2 separate regions of the Homo sapiens genome follow, and region 2 is linked to region 1. The links are chromatin loops, found by intact Hi-C in ENCODE. Cell type or tissue: K562. All regions are shown on one strand. Each heading gives the region's core, and the rest is flanking DNA. Links, peaks and the distances in the headings are about the cores only.

Region 1 (8,343 bases), core at 222-8,221:
AGATCATATGATTGATTTTTAGTTTTGTAGTTTTATCCTCTAATAGACTCTAAATTCCTTGAGAATATGAATCATTCATCCTTGCAATTCTTACAATATACATATTGTCTAGTATACAGTAGATAATTAAAGTTTGTTACAGGGTACCAATTTGGAATAAGGAGTTAGTAGCTGAAAATGACCTAAAATGCTCTCTACTTTCAAGTTATAAACCCACACATTCTTCTGTTTCTCTGTATATGTCTGTCACTGCTTAGCTGATACATGATCTAACACCCTATTAAGCCGTCTTCAAATGTCAGACTCCCATTTCTAACAATACTACACAATTGTATGTTATTTTAAACCTTTCAAACGTCTTTTACATAAATCACTTTATTTAGTTCTTACAGTAATTCTATAAAGTTTCTGGATGAGAAAACAGAAACAACAAGCATCAATGACTTTGGACTAAAGCTCAGGTCTTTTGAACCCTTGCTATAATTCCCTTTGGTCCAGAGCTTACAGTTTTTAAACTTTTTACTTTCAAATATTTTCAAACTTATAGAAAAGATGCAAGAATAGTGCAGAGATCACCCATATACTTCACACAGATTCACTAATGTTAACATTTTACCACATTTGATTTCTCTCTCCCACCCTGCCCCCATATATACAGGACCATTTGAAAGTGACTTGCAGATGTCATGCTCCTTTACTCCTAAATACGTCAGTGTGTATTTCTTAAGAACCAGCATATTCATCTATGTACTGTAGTAAAATGATCAAACCTAGGAAATTTGACATTGATATAATATTTGAATCAATACACCTAATACAAGTTTGCAAATTTTTCTAATCATGTCTTTTATGAATTATGACTTTTTTCTGGTTCAGAATTGAACAGGATCACACATAGCATTTACTTCTTAGATCTTTTTAGTCTTCTTTAATGTGGAAGTGTCCATTATTCAACCTACACTTGCGTTTTCTCTTCTTTTCTTTTCTTTTTTCTTTTTTTTTTTTTTGAGGTGGAGTCTTGCTGTGCCGCCCATGCTAGAGTGCACTCAGCCTCATGGGTTCAAGTGATTCTCCCCCCTTAGCCTCCCAAGTAGCTGGGATTGTAGGTGCCTGCCACCATGCCCAGCTAATTTTTTATTTGTAGTAGAGACGGGGGTTTCACCATGTTGGCCAGGCTGGTGTCAAGCTCCTGAACTCAAGTGATCTGCCCGCTTCGGCCTCCCAAAGTGCTGGGATTATAGGTGTGAGCCACTGTGCCAGGCCACACTTGGCTTTTCTTAATTTCTGCCCCATTGCTAACTCTACAGGGCAACTGGGGTGTCTGTGGTAGGTAACAGATCTGCCTCACACATTGTATACAAGAGGTTAATGTCATTAAGGCAAATCGTGACCTATCAGGGACAGACCCAGTGGATAAATGCCACCTTCTTCTGTCCCTTGTTTGCAGAATTCTGAGGCTCATTCTGTGTGGATCTTTAGAGGATTCTCAATGGATCATGATCTGTGGTCATGTTCAACTTGAGACCTTCTTCCCCTGATACTGCTTTCCTTTCTTCCCTATTTTACTCTCTCCAGTCCCTTCACTTCTTAAAACTTGGGATCATTTCCCAAAATAATCCCTTGCACATAAGCCCTTGTTTCATCTTTTTAAAAAGAGATCTATACTAATACAATTATACCTACTGTTAATAGAGTTAGTGGGTCCACAGTTAGTGGGTCAGGTAGGTGACAGATTAGAAGTGAGCATTACAAATAGAGGAATGCATCTTTCTTAGGTACTGACCTAAGTAGACCTTCTTTCTTAACCCCCAAACAAAGACACAGTACTGGTCACATTAATGCCAGTGTAGGCTCTGATAATGACATTGACACTTCTCTCCAGTCCATGTTTCTTCCCTTCCCCTTCCTTCTCCTCTTCTCTTTTTCTCTTCTCTTCTCTCTTTTCTTTCTTTTTTTGAGACAGGTCTCACTCTGTTGTCCAGGCTGAAGTGTAGTGGTGCAGTCATGGCTCAGTGCAGCCTCATCTTCCTGGGCTCAAGTGATCTTGCCACTTCAGCCTTCTGAGAAGCTGGGACTATGGGCATGTGCCACCGCGCCTGGCTAACTTTTAAATTTTTTGTAGAGATAGGGTCTTGCTATGTTGCCAGGGTCAGTCTCAGACTCCTGGGTTCCAGTGATCCTCCCACCCTGGCCTCCCAAAGTGCTGGGATTATAGGAATGAGCCACTGTGTCCAACCCATGTTTCTTCTCAGCCTACTTCCACACCAGTGCAGTGCCTTCCAATCTGTAATTCCTGAGAGTATTGCAAGAGAATGAAAAGGGCTTAGTGAAAGTGATTGCTCTGCTTAAACTGCATACATCTCTTCTTCCTGTTTCTCATCATACTGCCCTTTAATGCTACTTTTTCTTTCCACTAATGATTTTCCCTTTGTCCTTGCCCATTTCTCTCTGTCAGACAACTCATTTCCCTTTTGTCCTCTCTGATAGTAGAAAATTTGACTCTGTGTATGTATGTTTCCTAGAAGAAAGCAGAACCATGAGTAAACACCCAGTGAATAATTTGGGATGCTGATGAAATCAAGGAAGACTGGAAAAGCAACTTGTTGGGTGTGCTGTGGAGAGATTTCCTATAGTGGGCAGAAGGTTAGATAAAAGATTCTCTGAGGTGTCTTCTATCTCTGGGAATTTATGCTAGAAATGTCAACTTAATTAAGTTGCAGTGCCTGTCAACAATCCAAGGGCAAAAGTTTGCTCCAGATCTATAATCTAGCCTCATCATCTTAGGGGGAATGTGACCAAATATAGTATAACACTATCAGTATGAAAAGAATGAAATCCACACAGCCTGCATAATTATAGGTGCAGAGAAGAAGAAATTGATGACACAATATTAAGGTTTATTTTTGCCACCTAAAAACATGTCAACATCCTATTATCTTATTATCTCAGATTTTTATTCAATTCTATGACAGCTAAAAGTAACCATTATATCTGTCAATTAAAAGAAGAGAAACTGCTTATTGAAATTTTATAATTTGATCTATGACATGGAGTTGAACTGGAAGCACCTGCCAGTCTTCCTGATGTTCCAGATAGTATTTTGCTGCAAATTAATTAATCTAACTACATCTTGATTTTCTCACACTGCATTAGAAAGTATGTGCTCTTGGTCATAAACCGTGATGAAACTATAAGAACCATGTAATGAAACCTTATGGTTTGAGTTGTCTGGCTTGTCATAGAGATGAATATAGTGTAATTAAGCCACACTCTCTCCTTGCAGTAATGAAGGCACTGTTTGGGGGACTATGCCAGGGATAGGAGAATAAGTTGTCTATGGCACTCGAACGGTCTACACTATCCAAGTAAGGTAACCAGCTAAGGCACTTTCAAAGTAAAACCAAACAGAAAGTCACGGCAGATAATGCCACTTTCATCACTGGTAATTACTGGCCTTAGAGTTGTAATGAATGGCTGCTACAGAATAAAAGGTAGGTGGCAATTTATGCAACAGATCATTGTTCATCATCAGCAGTATGGGTGGCACTAAGCAACAGGCAGAATTATTTTTAAACCCGCGAGGTAAAGTAGATTAAAGGTATTATTAATAGGCTAGGCCTAAAGGAACAGTGTCTTAATTATGGACTCTTTTTCCTATCCTTTCTTAAAGATATTATATTTCTACAACTGATGAAGGACTAGATTAGGCTTAGGCTAGCAGTAGAGGGAACACTCATTGCTGCATTAAGATCAAAGAACCTTCCGAAATTTTGGTTGCTCCAAGTACCAGAATCAGCTGTCATTCTGTTGGAAGCAATAGGGAAAGGGTAGCTCACAACATTTTTTTAAAAAAGTATTTCTCAATCAGTCCACCATTTACTGGACTAGGCTACAGTGAACTGCATAATTTTATGGAATCTCGTTTTTCAGGGTATCTTGTTAACCAATGGGCTGACATTCTCTTTGCAGGAGCTCCACCAAGTGGTCATCCAGCTTGTGGGCGAAAGTCAGAAAAACAAATTAGGAATCCTAAGAAAGACTGACTGATAGCCGAGTAGAGCAGTCTGAAGGTAGATAAACGTGAACCCTCCATCCATAGGGAGATTCAGATACAGGCTTCATGTTTAGACAAGACATCTGCTTTTCCTCACCATTTGTTTTTGGTAACTTTCTGGTCCTTATATGAACTATGCCTGCCCTTTGACCTCATGACCCCATATGCTTTGAGCCCTCCATTTTCTCCTAATCAATTAGTCTCCTTCTGTCTTCCCATTTTCCCTGTTCAGCTCCACACACTGGTGTCCACTACTTAAATTATGCTTTCAATATTACTTTCAACTCTTAATCCAGCCATCCTGTTTCTCTGACTCTGGAACTGAGCAGCTGAGAGTTCTTGGAGAAAAATCACACAGCCATACCAATTGATGTCACTGTATGTTGTTGCTTTCTGACCAAGGCTGAGTCCTCAGTTATGGTGAAGGTGCTTCTGATCAACTGACAGTGGGTATTCCAAACATTTACTTCCCTTACTGTCAAAACCACCAACTCTTCTTACACTCAGCAAATGATGATTCTGTCCTTTTCATTGTGAAAAGGCAAGGGCAGAAAGTGAAAACGGCACCTTCCTCTCCCTCTTACTTATTCGCTTATTTATTGGCATTTTTACTTCTCCTTCCTGTTGGAAAAGGTGCCCATCTAACTCGAGGCTCATTTCTCAACCTGTAGATTGGATTCCATCCTCTTCTGTGTACTCAATGACTTTATTATATCAATCATCGCCCTCTTTCCTGTTTTACTTCAGAAAATAAACAGAACAGTGGTTTGTCTTATTGAAAATGAAAGCAAAAGTAAAATTACCTTGGCAGTTTTGGGTCTCTAATTATAAGCCAAAGAAACAAATTGAGAACAACTTATGGAAAAAATGATATTCATTGGAAATATACTGGTATAATGCAGAACAGAAGAAAATACTAAACAGTCAAGCTTCCTGAGGGCAGAAAGTACAGGACCACTGAAATGAAACCGTGGACATGCATAATCATGTATGTTTACTAAGGTTCAACTACCTTTCCTCCTTGTGTCACCACTTAAGATTTAGCTCCTAGGAAGGAAACATTTGATTGGCCAAGCCCACCAGAAACATGTGCAGAGGAGATGCTCCTGATACCTGCACCATTGAATTCCATAAGGCACAGTTCAGGGAACTTTGCTTTGTCCTTATTTTGTTTGATTTATCGGTAGCAGTTCTCCTTCTGGAGTCCTTCTCCTTTGTTTTCTGTGGCATTATTCTTTCCTTAAAAAGAAAAAAGATAATTCTTTTTAGTCTCCATTGTAGGTTCCCTTTTTTTCTGCTTAAACAGTAAGTGTTATCTTCCTCATGGGTTCAACTTCGATCACTGTTATATTACAAACTTCCTCCTGCCAAATCTTCGTTTTGAGTTTGCGATGGAACCTACGATTGAATTTCCAATAAAATTCAGTATATCTAAAAGTGAACTTATGTATTTCAAACCTGCGCTTTACTTGAATGCCACATTTTCATAAATGGCATATCTCTTATCCAGTCACCCAATCCACTTCCCTGGGAGTCTTCCTAGGTCACTCTCACTTATACTCAATCAATCCCTAATCCCTGTGGCTTTTAATTCCTTGGTATCTCTTGTTCTCCTCTTTCCTAAACTCATAACCACTTTTTAAATTAAGGTCTTAATGACTTCTCACCTAAATTGCTACATTAGCCTCCTCAAAAGGTTTCCTTACACATCATACTCCGTTTCTTACAGAGTGATCCTTCTAAAATGCTAATCTGCTCTGCAAACTCAGATTCAGTCCTTTATCTTTCAGGATAAACTTCAAGGCTTAACCCACACATTCTGTCTTTGGCCACTTTCCAAGCTTCAGGGATGGCTACTTCCTTACTGCTATATTGTAAAACAAGCAGGTTTCCAGTTGGAGGGACTAGAATTGTTTTTTAACCTTGACTGAATGTAAGAATTTCTGGGGACATATTAAACATGCAGATTCTTGGCCTGACCCTAAACATATTAAATTGGAATCTCCAGGAGTGGGGCTTATGTCTCTACTGATTTTTTTTTTTTTTTTTGAGACAGAGTTTTGCTCTTGTTGCCCAGGCTGGAGTGCAGGGGCGTGATCTCAGCTCACTGCAACCTCCACCTCCTGGGTTCAAGTGATTCTCCTGTCTCAGCCTCCTGAGTAGCTGGGATTACAAGTGCCCGCCACCACGCCCGGCTAATTTTTTGTATTTTTAGTAGAGACAGAGTTTCATCATGTTGGCCAGGCTGGTATCAAACTCCTGACCTCAGGTGATCCACCCGCCTCGGCCTCCCAAAGTGCAAGGATTACAGGCGTGAGCCACTGTGCCTGGCAGTCTCTACTGATTTTTATGATCAAGCCAGTTTGTGAATTAATGATTGACTGTTTCTAGGCAGTCCTTTTACTTATGCTGTTTGTTCTGCAATTCCCAATCCCCTTGTCCTTCAATAGTTTAGTTAGTGTCACTTTACAGGTGACTCTCATTCTTACTTAGAGGCCTCTTCTCTGTGTTCCTGTACCGCGTAGGACTATCTCTGTCTTAGTACCCATCACATAATATTTGACTAACTTACCTATCTTATAACTGCTCTAAAAACTTATCTTTGTTTTCCCAGTACATAAAAGACAAACAGTAGGCATTTGGCAAAAATTACTTTGATATGTAAAAACAAATAAAAAGCTCACTACACTTTTTGCTGTTATGGATTCTTTCTGTTGCTTTATCTCTAAGGAGTTACTCATAAGATGAATATTGTTCAATTACTTAAAAACACCATTATTACTATGATTCCTTTAAAATCATATTATAGAATAATATTTTTTGATATGTGAAAATATTATAATGTACTACTAAGGGAAAAATAGGCTAAAATTTATATAATATGACTTTTTTGGTAAAAATTTTAAAACAAATTAAGTTAAAAATGCATATATAAAAACATATTGAGAAGACATACATTGTAATTTTATTACTCTTTGATTATGAAATAATGGGTGATTTTGTATCTACTTTCTATCAGAAGTATGTACATCTAAAACTTTTTTTATTTGTATAAATTTAAGGGCACAAGTGCAGTTTTGTTACATGGATATTTTGGATAATGGTGAAGTCTGGGGCTTTTAGTGTGACCATCTTCTGAATAATGTACATCGCACCTATTAAGCCACTTTTCATCCCTCACTCCCCTCCCACCTTCCCATCCTTCTGAGTCTCCAGTGTCTCTTACTCCACACTCTATGTCCATGTGTACATGTTACATTGCTACCATTTGTAAGTGAGAACATGTAGTATTTGACTTTCTGTTTCTGAGTTATTTCACTTAATATAATGGCCTCCAGTTCTATCCATGCTACTGAAAAAGATGATTTCATTCTTTTTTATGGTTGACTAGTCATTCATTGTATGTACATATACCACAGTTTCTCTACTCATCCATTGACAGATACTTAGGTTGATTCTAAGTCTTTGTTACTGTGAACCATGCTGCAATAAACATGAGTACAGATATCTTTTCAAGATAAAGATTTCTTTTTCTTTGGGTAGATACCCGGTAGTGGGATTGCTGGATCAAATGGTAATTCAACTTTTAGTTCTTTGAGAAATTTCCATGCTATTTTCCAGAGAGGTTGTACTTATTTACACTCTCATCAACAGTGTATAAGCATTCCCTTTTCTCCACACCCTCACCCACATCTGTTGTTTTTTGACTTTTTATAATAGCCATCCTGGCTTGTGTAAGATGATATCTCATTGTAGTTTTAATTTGCATTTTTTTGATGATAAGTAATATTAAGCATTTTAACAATAAGCTTGTTGGCCATGTGTATATCTTTTGAGAAATGTCTGTTCATGTCCTTTGCCCACTTTTTAATGGGGTTGTTTTGTTATTGTTGTTGTTGAGCTGTTTGAGCTCCTTGTAAATTCTGGATATTAGCCCTCTTTCAGACATATAGTTTGCAAATATTTTCTCCTATCCTACAGGTTGTCTGTTCACTCTATTGATTGTTTCTTTTGCTGTGCAGAAGCCTTTGAGTTTAATTAAGTCCCATTTGTTTATTTTTGTTTTTGTTGCTTGCACTTTTGAGGTCTTAATCATGAATTCTTTGAGTAGACCAATGTCCAGAAGAGTTTTCCTTAGGTTTTCTTCCAGGATTTTTATAGTTCCAGGTGGAAGTATATAAATTTTATAATTAAAATATTATGATAAAAAGCATATACATACTCTCTTCCTCAATCTACTTTGAAGTAGTGTGCACATACACATACATGCACACACACTTTGCACACAC
Region 2 (8,343 bases), core at 186-8,185, 79 kb before region 1:
TTCTGTAGAGATGGGGTTTTGCCATGTTGCCCAGGATGGTCTTGAACTCCTGAGGTCAACCAATCCACCCACCTCGGCCTCCCAAATTGCTGGGATTAGAGGCATGAGCTACTGCACCCAGCCTGGCTCCTTTTTTTACTATGATGCAGTGTTGAGCAAATGCGAAAATATTTACTGCTTAGTCTTTTCCAGAAAAGCTTGCTGAAAAGTTTGCTGATTCTCAATCTATGCTATTGGGGTTATTTACATCTATGCATTGAGGTTATTTGTATCTATTGTATCTCCATGGTAGAATTACTATATAATGGTGTGCTGCTGCTTATCTCTTCCCAACTGCATTCAGAGGAATCATGTTGGTAGCTTGAAATTGGCTGTAATGGGGGAATTTTACCACAGAAGTTAGCAAATGCTACAATTCGGGACTTTTTCTTTTTGGACAGCTGATTGTTAAACATTGACCTGCAGCATTTTTCGCTACAGGGTATTACAGGCTGAATTGTTTCCCCTCTCCAGAGGTATATGTTGAAGTGCCTACCCACAGTACCCCAGAAGGTGGGTCTTTAAAAAGGCATTTAAGGCTAGGCACGGTGGCTCATGCCTGTATTCCCAGTACTTTGGGAGTCCGAAGCAGGCGAATCACCTGAGGCAAGGAGTTTGAGAGTAGCCTGGCCAATGTGGTGAAACCCCATCTCTACTAAAAATACAAAAATTAGCTGTGTGTGGTGGCATGCGCCTGTAATCTCAGCTACTTGGGAGGCTGAGGTGGGAGGATCACTTGAACCTAGGAGGCAGAGGTTGCAGTGAGCTGAGATCACGCCACTGCACTCCAGCCTGGGTGACAAAGCGAGACTCTGTCTCAAAAAAATAAAAATTAAAAAGTCATTTAAGTTAAAATGAGGTCATTAGGGTGGGCTCTAATCCAGTATGACTGGTGTCTTTATAAGAAGAGGAAATTTTTACAAACAGGTATTGGGGAAGACCATGTGGTAACACAAGAAGACAGTCATCTACAAGCCAAGACAGAGGCCTCAGAAGAGAACAACCCTACTGATACCTTGATCTCAGACTTCTAGCCTCCAGAACTATGAGAAAATAATTTCTGTCATCTCACCTGCCTATTCTGTGGTACTTTGCTATTGTAGCCTTAGACTGATAGAGTAAGTGACCTGAGAAAGTGTCAAAAGTTCCTGCAGAAGAAATCGATTGAAATTACTTCCAAAGAGCTTTGGTATAGGGCCAGGAATAGTGGCTCATGCCTATAATTTCAGCACTTTGGGAGGCTGCGATGGGAGGATCACTTAATGCCAGAAGTTCAAGACCAGCCTGGGCAACATAGTAAGACCCTGTCTCTAATGTCAATTTAAAAAACAAATACACACAACAACAACAACAACAACAAACAAAAAATGGCTTTGAATATTTACTGCATGGTCTTTTCCAGAAAAATTTGCACCTCACAGAAGTTTGCTAATTTCTGTGGTAAAAATTCCCCCACTACAGCCAGTTTCAGGCTACCAACATGATTTCTCTGGATGCAGTTGAGGATAAGCAGCAGCACACCATTATGTAGTAATCCCACCACAGGGATACAGTAGATACAATGCACAGATGTAAATAACCCCAAGAGCATAGATCAAGAGTCAGCAAATATACCTGATTCTTTTTACCCCAACTGCATTTTGATGACATTTAATAAATTTGTTGAGCACTCTAGGTACCATGCAAGCCTTTTGGACTCTGTAAAGACCAGTTCCCCTAGGCAATAATCTTCAAGACTCTAGAATTAGGGTTATATAAAGGCAGTACAGCTTTGTTCCCTCCCACCTGTACCCTGCCTTTTGTTGGCCTCATTCCTAAGGTAAAGTGATAGCTAGGTAAAAAGCAGAAGATACATACAGCTAATGACAGTCTAAGGGAGAATTTCAGGAAGGATCCAGTAGGCCAGGTGAGTGACACCTGAGCTACTTTGTGTTTAAGATATACTCATGTAGAAAGCCCTTGAGAGCTGGGTGCAGTGGCTCACGTGTGTAATCACAGCACTTTGGAAGGCTGAGACAGGCGGATCACCTGAGGTCAGGAGTTCGAGACCAGCCTGGCCAACATCGTGAAACCCCGTCTCTACAACAAATACAAAAATTAGCTGGGTATGGTGGCAGGTGCTTGTAATCCCCGCTACTCCAGAGGCTGAGGTAGGAGAATCATTTGAACTTGGGAGGAGGCAGAGGTTGCAGTGAGCGGAGATTGCGCCATTGCACTCCAGCCTGGGCAACAGAGCGAGACTCCATCTCAAGAAAAAAAAAAAGCCCTTGAGAGAAAGGGGCAAGTAATATGAATGTACCACTCCCTAGGTAGTATAATCTTTGGCCTTAAAAGTTCTCTGTGACTTGACCTAGGGTGTTTTTAACATGGAAAAGAGCAAACTTATTGGGAAACTAAATAGTCCCAAGACTTCAGGAGAATAAAATAATCCCAGTGACCTTTTATGCTGTTGTGGTGTGAATATCGCACCCCGAATTAATATTTGAAATTTATTAGCCAATGTGGTAATATAAAATGTGGGGCTGTTCGAAGGTGATTAAGGCCATAAAAGGGGTTACGGAAGTGGATTTTCTCTCTCCCACTCTTTTGCCATGCAAGGACACAGCATCCATTCCCTTTTTTACCTTTCTGCCTTCTGCCATGTGAGAAGGCCCTCACCAGACATCAAATGCCAGTGCCTTGATCTCAGACTTTCCAGCCTTCAGAACTGTGAGGAATAAATTTCTATTTTGTATAAATTACCCAGTCTGTGTTATTTTGTTACAGCAACACAAATGGACTAAGACATATACCATTAGCACTTTTGGAACATGATTTACTTTACTGGCACGGTACATATATAAAATAAACTCTTTTATCCTTTTGAAAATCAATAAATATGCATTGAATGCCTATGTGTTTATGTAGGTGTACACAGGCTATAATAGGAGAGCTCTAAGATATTTAAACATTTATTCTCACATCATTAGTTACTTGATAGAGAGTATAAAGGGCAGAAAGACTTGAAGTAGTGGGAGCATAGCCACTGCTGATTAAAGACAAAAAATAAGAAAGTAGACAATTATTTGTCAGTTAAAAGTAAAATAAAATTTTAAAAAATTAAGAAAATATATATGTGAAGTTCTATGTCCTTAAAAGGTCAGCTTACATGTAACTTTTCTGGAACAAATATATTTACTGAAGTTATATATATATATTTATATATATAAATATTTACTGAATTATATATATATTTACTGAACATATATATTTACTGAACAAATATATTTACTGAAGTAATATAATATATATATTATATTATATATATAAAGGTATACTTTAATTTAGCACTACTGATATATGAAATTCCACATTTATAAAGTATACAAACTGTATTAGGGTTCTCTAGAGAGACAGAACTAATAGGATATATATATGGGAATTTATTAAGTATTAACTCACATGATCACAAGGTCCCACAATAGGCCATCTGCAGGCTGAGGATCAAGGAGATGCAGTCCGAGTCCCAAAACTGAAGAACGTGGAGTCCCATGTTCGAGGGCAGGAAAGATCCAGCATGGGAGAAAGATGTAGGCTGGGAGGGTAGCCAGTCTCGTCTTTTCACATTTTTCTTTCTGCTTTTTTATTCTAGTCCCACTGGCAGCCGATTAGATGGTGCCCACCCAGATTAAGAATGGGTCTGCCTTTCCCAGCCCCGGGACTCAAATGTTAATCTCCTTTGGCAACACCCTCACAGACACACACAGGATCAATACTTTGTATCCTTCAACCCAATCAAGTTGACACTCAGTATTAACTATCACACAAACTGAAGTGGATCATTTGGCTTTCCAAATGGTTATGCTGTGAGATTAATCATGTATTTCACAAATTGAACACCAGTAATATTCAAAAATATTTTGCAACCAAACACACTTTATGACATCATTAAATGATTCTTTAATTTCACAAAGAAAACACAAATTCAGCACCCCCAAAATGAAAATTATGTATACAATAAAGCATAATGTAAATGTTATATAATGATATGACATATAACTTTATTAATACTGAGTTACACCATGTTGTGTAGTGAGTACTAGAATATGTATTTGAATACAATACTTAGCTAAGCATCTTTATTTCTTGACATACTTTGACTTTAGACATTTTATTTTATTATATTTTTTTTAAGACACAGGACCTCACTCTGTCCCCCAGGCTGGAGTGCAGTGGTATGATCATAGCTTACTGCAGCCTTGAACTCCTGGGCTCAAGCAATCTTTCTGCCTTGGCCTCCCAAAGGGATTACAGGCTGAACCACCGCATGTGGTGTATTTTATTTTTTTAAATATATTTTTCTAGCCCCTTTCGCAGTAACCGGGACCTACCCTTAGGTGAGGCACAGATGGACACGCAGAGTCAACACACTAGTGGTCCCAAGCTGGGTCGGAAAACCTGTGTGATCACAGGGAGACCCTTTGAGAAGTCCCCCTTCAACCAAGAGCTAAAACTGATAGGCAAGTATGGCCTCCAGAGCAAACGTGACATCTGAAGGGTTAAATTTACCCTGGACAAGATCTGCAGGGCTGCCCAGGAGCTGCTGATGCTTGTTGAGAAGGACCCATGGCATCTGTTTGAAGGCAGTGCCCTGCTGTGGTGACTTATTCACATCAGAGTGCGGTACAGGGGCAGAATGAAACTAGATTGCATCCTAGGCCTGAAGATTGAGGCTTTCTTGCAGAGATGACTGCAGACCCAGCTCTTCAAGCCAGGAGTGACCAAGTCCAGTCATCATGCCCCTGTGCTGATCCACTAGCACCATATCTAGGTCTGCAGGTGGTGAACATCCTGTCTGTCCTTCATTGACTGCCTGGACTCCCAGAAGCACGGCAATTTCTCTCTTTGTTCTTTGTTTGGCAGTGGTCGCCTGGGCCTCCTGAAGAGAAGAATTCCAAGAAGGGCCAGGGTGGGGCTGGAGTGCCCCTGGAGATAACCAAGAGGAGGGTTAAGCACACCCATCCCCTCCTGGGGTGGTGGATTGTCTAGTTTTCCAGTCAGATAATGGGATCAACACTTTGAAAACAAGGATTCTAGGGATGATGCTTCTCTATTTTCCATTGATATTATGGAAAAATGTTTTTGAATGTACATACTTTTATATTCCATTAATAAGTACAATCATCTACCCAAATCATTTTTTTCCTGCAATTTCAGTAACTGAATTTGAGGTAAGTAAAAATGCTTTGTTTTCTTTCAAACATGCACAATCTACTTTCAAAAATTCTGCAAGCATGAAAAAGAGGAGCACTTTTTTTTTATAATTATAAATATAATTTTTTTTATTATACTTTAAGTTTTAGGGTACATGTGCACAATGTGCAGGTTAGTTACATATGTATACATGTGCCATGTTGGTGTGCTGCACCCATTAACTCGTCATTTAACATTAGGTATATCTCCTAATGCTATCTCTCCCCCCTCCCCCCCACCCCACAACAGGCCCCGGTGTGTGATGTTCCCCTTCCTGTGTCCACGTGTTCTCATTGTTCAATTCCCACCTATGAGTGAGAACATGTGGTGTTTGGTTTTTTTGTCCTTGCAATAGTTTGCTGAGAATGATGGTTTCCAGCTTCATCCATGTCCCTACAAAGGACATGAACTCATCATTTTTTATGGCTGCATAGTATTCCATGGTGTGTATGTGCCACATTTTCTTAATCCAGTCTATCATTGTTGGACATTTGGCTTGGTTCCAAGTCTTTGCTATTGTGAATAGTGCTGCAATAAACATACATGTGCATGTGTCTTTATAGCAGCATGATTTATAATCCTTTGGGTATATACCCAGTAATGGGATTGCTGGGTCAAATGGTATTTCTAGTTCTAGATCCCTGAGGAATCGCCACACTGACTTCCATAATGGTTGAATTAGTTTACAGTCCCACCAACAGTGTAAAAGTGTTCCTATTTCTCCACATCCTCTCCAGCACCTGTTGTTTCCTGACTTTTGAATGATCGCCATTCTAACTGGTGGGAGATGGTATCTCATTGTGGTTTTGATTTGCATTTCTCTGATGGCCAGTGATGATGAGCATTTTTTCATGTGTCTTTTGGCTGCATAAATGTCTTCTTTTGAGAAGTGTCTGTTCATGTCCTTCGCCCACTTTTTGATGGGGTTGTTTGTTTTTTTCTTGTAAATTTGTTTGAGTTCATTGTAGATTCTGGATGTTAGCCCTTTGTCAGATAAGTAGATGGCAAAAATTTTCTCCCATTCTGTAGGTTGCCTGTTCACTCTGATGGTAGTTTCTTTTGCTGTGCCGAACTCTTGAGTTTAATTAGATCCCATTTGTCAATTTTGGCTTTTGTTGCCATTGCTTTTGGTGTTTTAGACATGAAGTCCTTGCCCATGCCTATGTCCTGAATGGTAATGTCTAGGTTTTCTTCTAGGGTTTTTATGGTTTTAGGTCTAACATTTAAGTCTTTAATCCATCTTGAATTAATTTTTGTATAAGGTGTAAGGAAGGGATCCAGTTTCAGCTTTCTACATATGGCTAGCCAGTTTTCCCAGCACCATTTATTAAATAGGGAATCCTTTCCCCATTTCTTGTTTTTGTCAGGTTTGTCAAAGATCAGATGGTTGTAGATATGCGACATTATTTCTGAGGGCTCTGTTCTGTTCCATTGGTCTGTATCTCTGTTTTGGTACCAGTACCATGCTGTTTTGGTTACTGTAGCCTTGTAGTACAGTTTGAAGTCAGGTAGCATGATGTCTCCAGCTTTGTTCTTTAGGCTTAGGATTGACTTGGCAATGCGGGCTCTTTTTTGGTTCCATATGAACTTTAAAGTAGTTTTTTCCAATTCTGTGAAGAAAGTCATTGGTAGCTTGATGGGGGTGGCATTGAATCTATAAATTACCTTGGGCAGTATGGCCATTTTCATGATATTGATTCACTTCTAAAACATATACCATTTACTAAGAAATCTGTTAAATGTTCAGGTGGTTTTGCACAGTTTTCTAGGCAGAATATTTAAACCATATGTTCAGTAATAGGCACATTTCTCCTTTGGACAATATGGAATCACTTTCCATAAAGTATTTTCAAAAAATATTCATGTATTTTTTAGCAATGGAACTATTTTTAAAACAAAAATTTGCTTAGAATCTTAGGAAGTCAAAGAGGTAAACATAGCAATGCTAGAGTTGAAGCTTGGTTGGGATGCAGAGGCTCTTCCACTCAGCCATCCATCCATTATCCTAGAAGCCCTGTAGGATTCACCAAGAATCCTGGGTCCTTCAGAAATCGAGTTTAGGAACTGGTATAAGGAACAAGCACCAGGTAAGAATCTGAAAGCTTTGTTCTGAGTTTGAGACTTGCAGCTGGTCATTAACTTTCTCTGGTTTTTGGTTCCGTGATTGGTATAGTGGAGGTATAAGATGTAGATGATCTCTGAGGTATCCTCCAGCTCTAAAACTTTATGATTTCAAGTGCTACTGTTGATAAATTACTCCACATCTGTCCAATCAATGCCAGAGATTTAATCTAAGTTCATGAGCAAGCCAGGCTGTGCCAAAGAGGAAATAGTTCTTGACTCTGTATTTGGCATTGTTTTTAACACTAGAAGCAAATTTCATTTTTCATATTGGCTACGTTCATCCCTGATCATGAACCAATAATTATTTCAACATTGCCTAGTTTATCTGACACAAATAAGGAATGTTCATGTTGTTACATATTTGAAAACTCTGACTTCTAGTTCATGAATATCAAGTTGAATAGAAACTTGGCACATAGTAGGCATTCAATAAATAGTTGTTCCTTATGACTATGCTAAAAACCACTGAATTGTATACTTTAAAAGAGTGTATTTTATGGTACGTGAATTGTATCTGTTTTTTTAAGTTGTTAAGTGAATGAATTAAATAGTTATATTTCTGGATGTAGACGTAAGGGAATTTGTTGCAGTTTTAAAATCCTAATTTCTGGTGCTCAGAATAAAACAACAGCAACAACGAAAACCAAATTAAAAAAAAATTAAAAAAGAACAAAAGAAGCTGCCACTTGTTGTCAGGAGACATTAAGGATATTGGGGCTGGACACAGTGGCTCACACCTGTAATCCCAGCACTTTGGGAGGCCAAGGTGGGAAGATTGCTTGAGCCCAGGAGTTCAAGATGAGCCTGGGCAATAGAGTGACACTCTGTTTATATAAAAAGAAACAAGGTCTCACTTTGTCACCCAGGCCGGAGAGCAGTGGTGCAAACACAGCTCACTGCAGCCTTGACCTCCCAGGCTCAAGGGATCCTCCTGCCTCAGTTACCCAA

What was found. A loop is a pair of places that touch in the nucleus more often than their neighbours do. Peaks named below come from ENCODE experiments on the same cell type or tissue, not always from the same donor. Only the 100,000 strongest peaks of a DNase experiment are listed, where the experiment ranks them.
Region 2: a loop joins it to region 1, with 3 times the contacts of the local background. A loop is called at or near these places in 8 of 110 quality-filtered maps.

The regions. Positions count from the first base shown.
Region 1 is chr5:99,028,688-99,037,030 of GRCh38, forward strand. No RefSeq gene overlaps it. Among named protein-coding and RNA genes, the nearest start is that of CHD1, 100 kb to the left of the region's middle. RefSeq lists an enhancer at 4,737-4,796. In K562, for the core only: a CTCF peak has its summit at 3,987 (motif pointing left); DNase peaks (open chromatin) are centred at 3,974 and 5,114.
Region 2 is chr5:98,949,943-98,958,285 of GRCh38, forward strand. All of the region lies in intron 1 of CHD1-DT (CHD1 divergent transcript), which reads left to right. It also overlaps the pseudogene RPS9P3. Among named protein-coding and RNA genes, the nearest start is that of CHD1, 25 kb to the left of the region's middle. In K562, for the core only: no CTCF peak of the experiment used is centred there; a DNase peak (open chromatin) is centred at 4,929; H3K4me3 peaks cover 210 bases.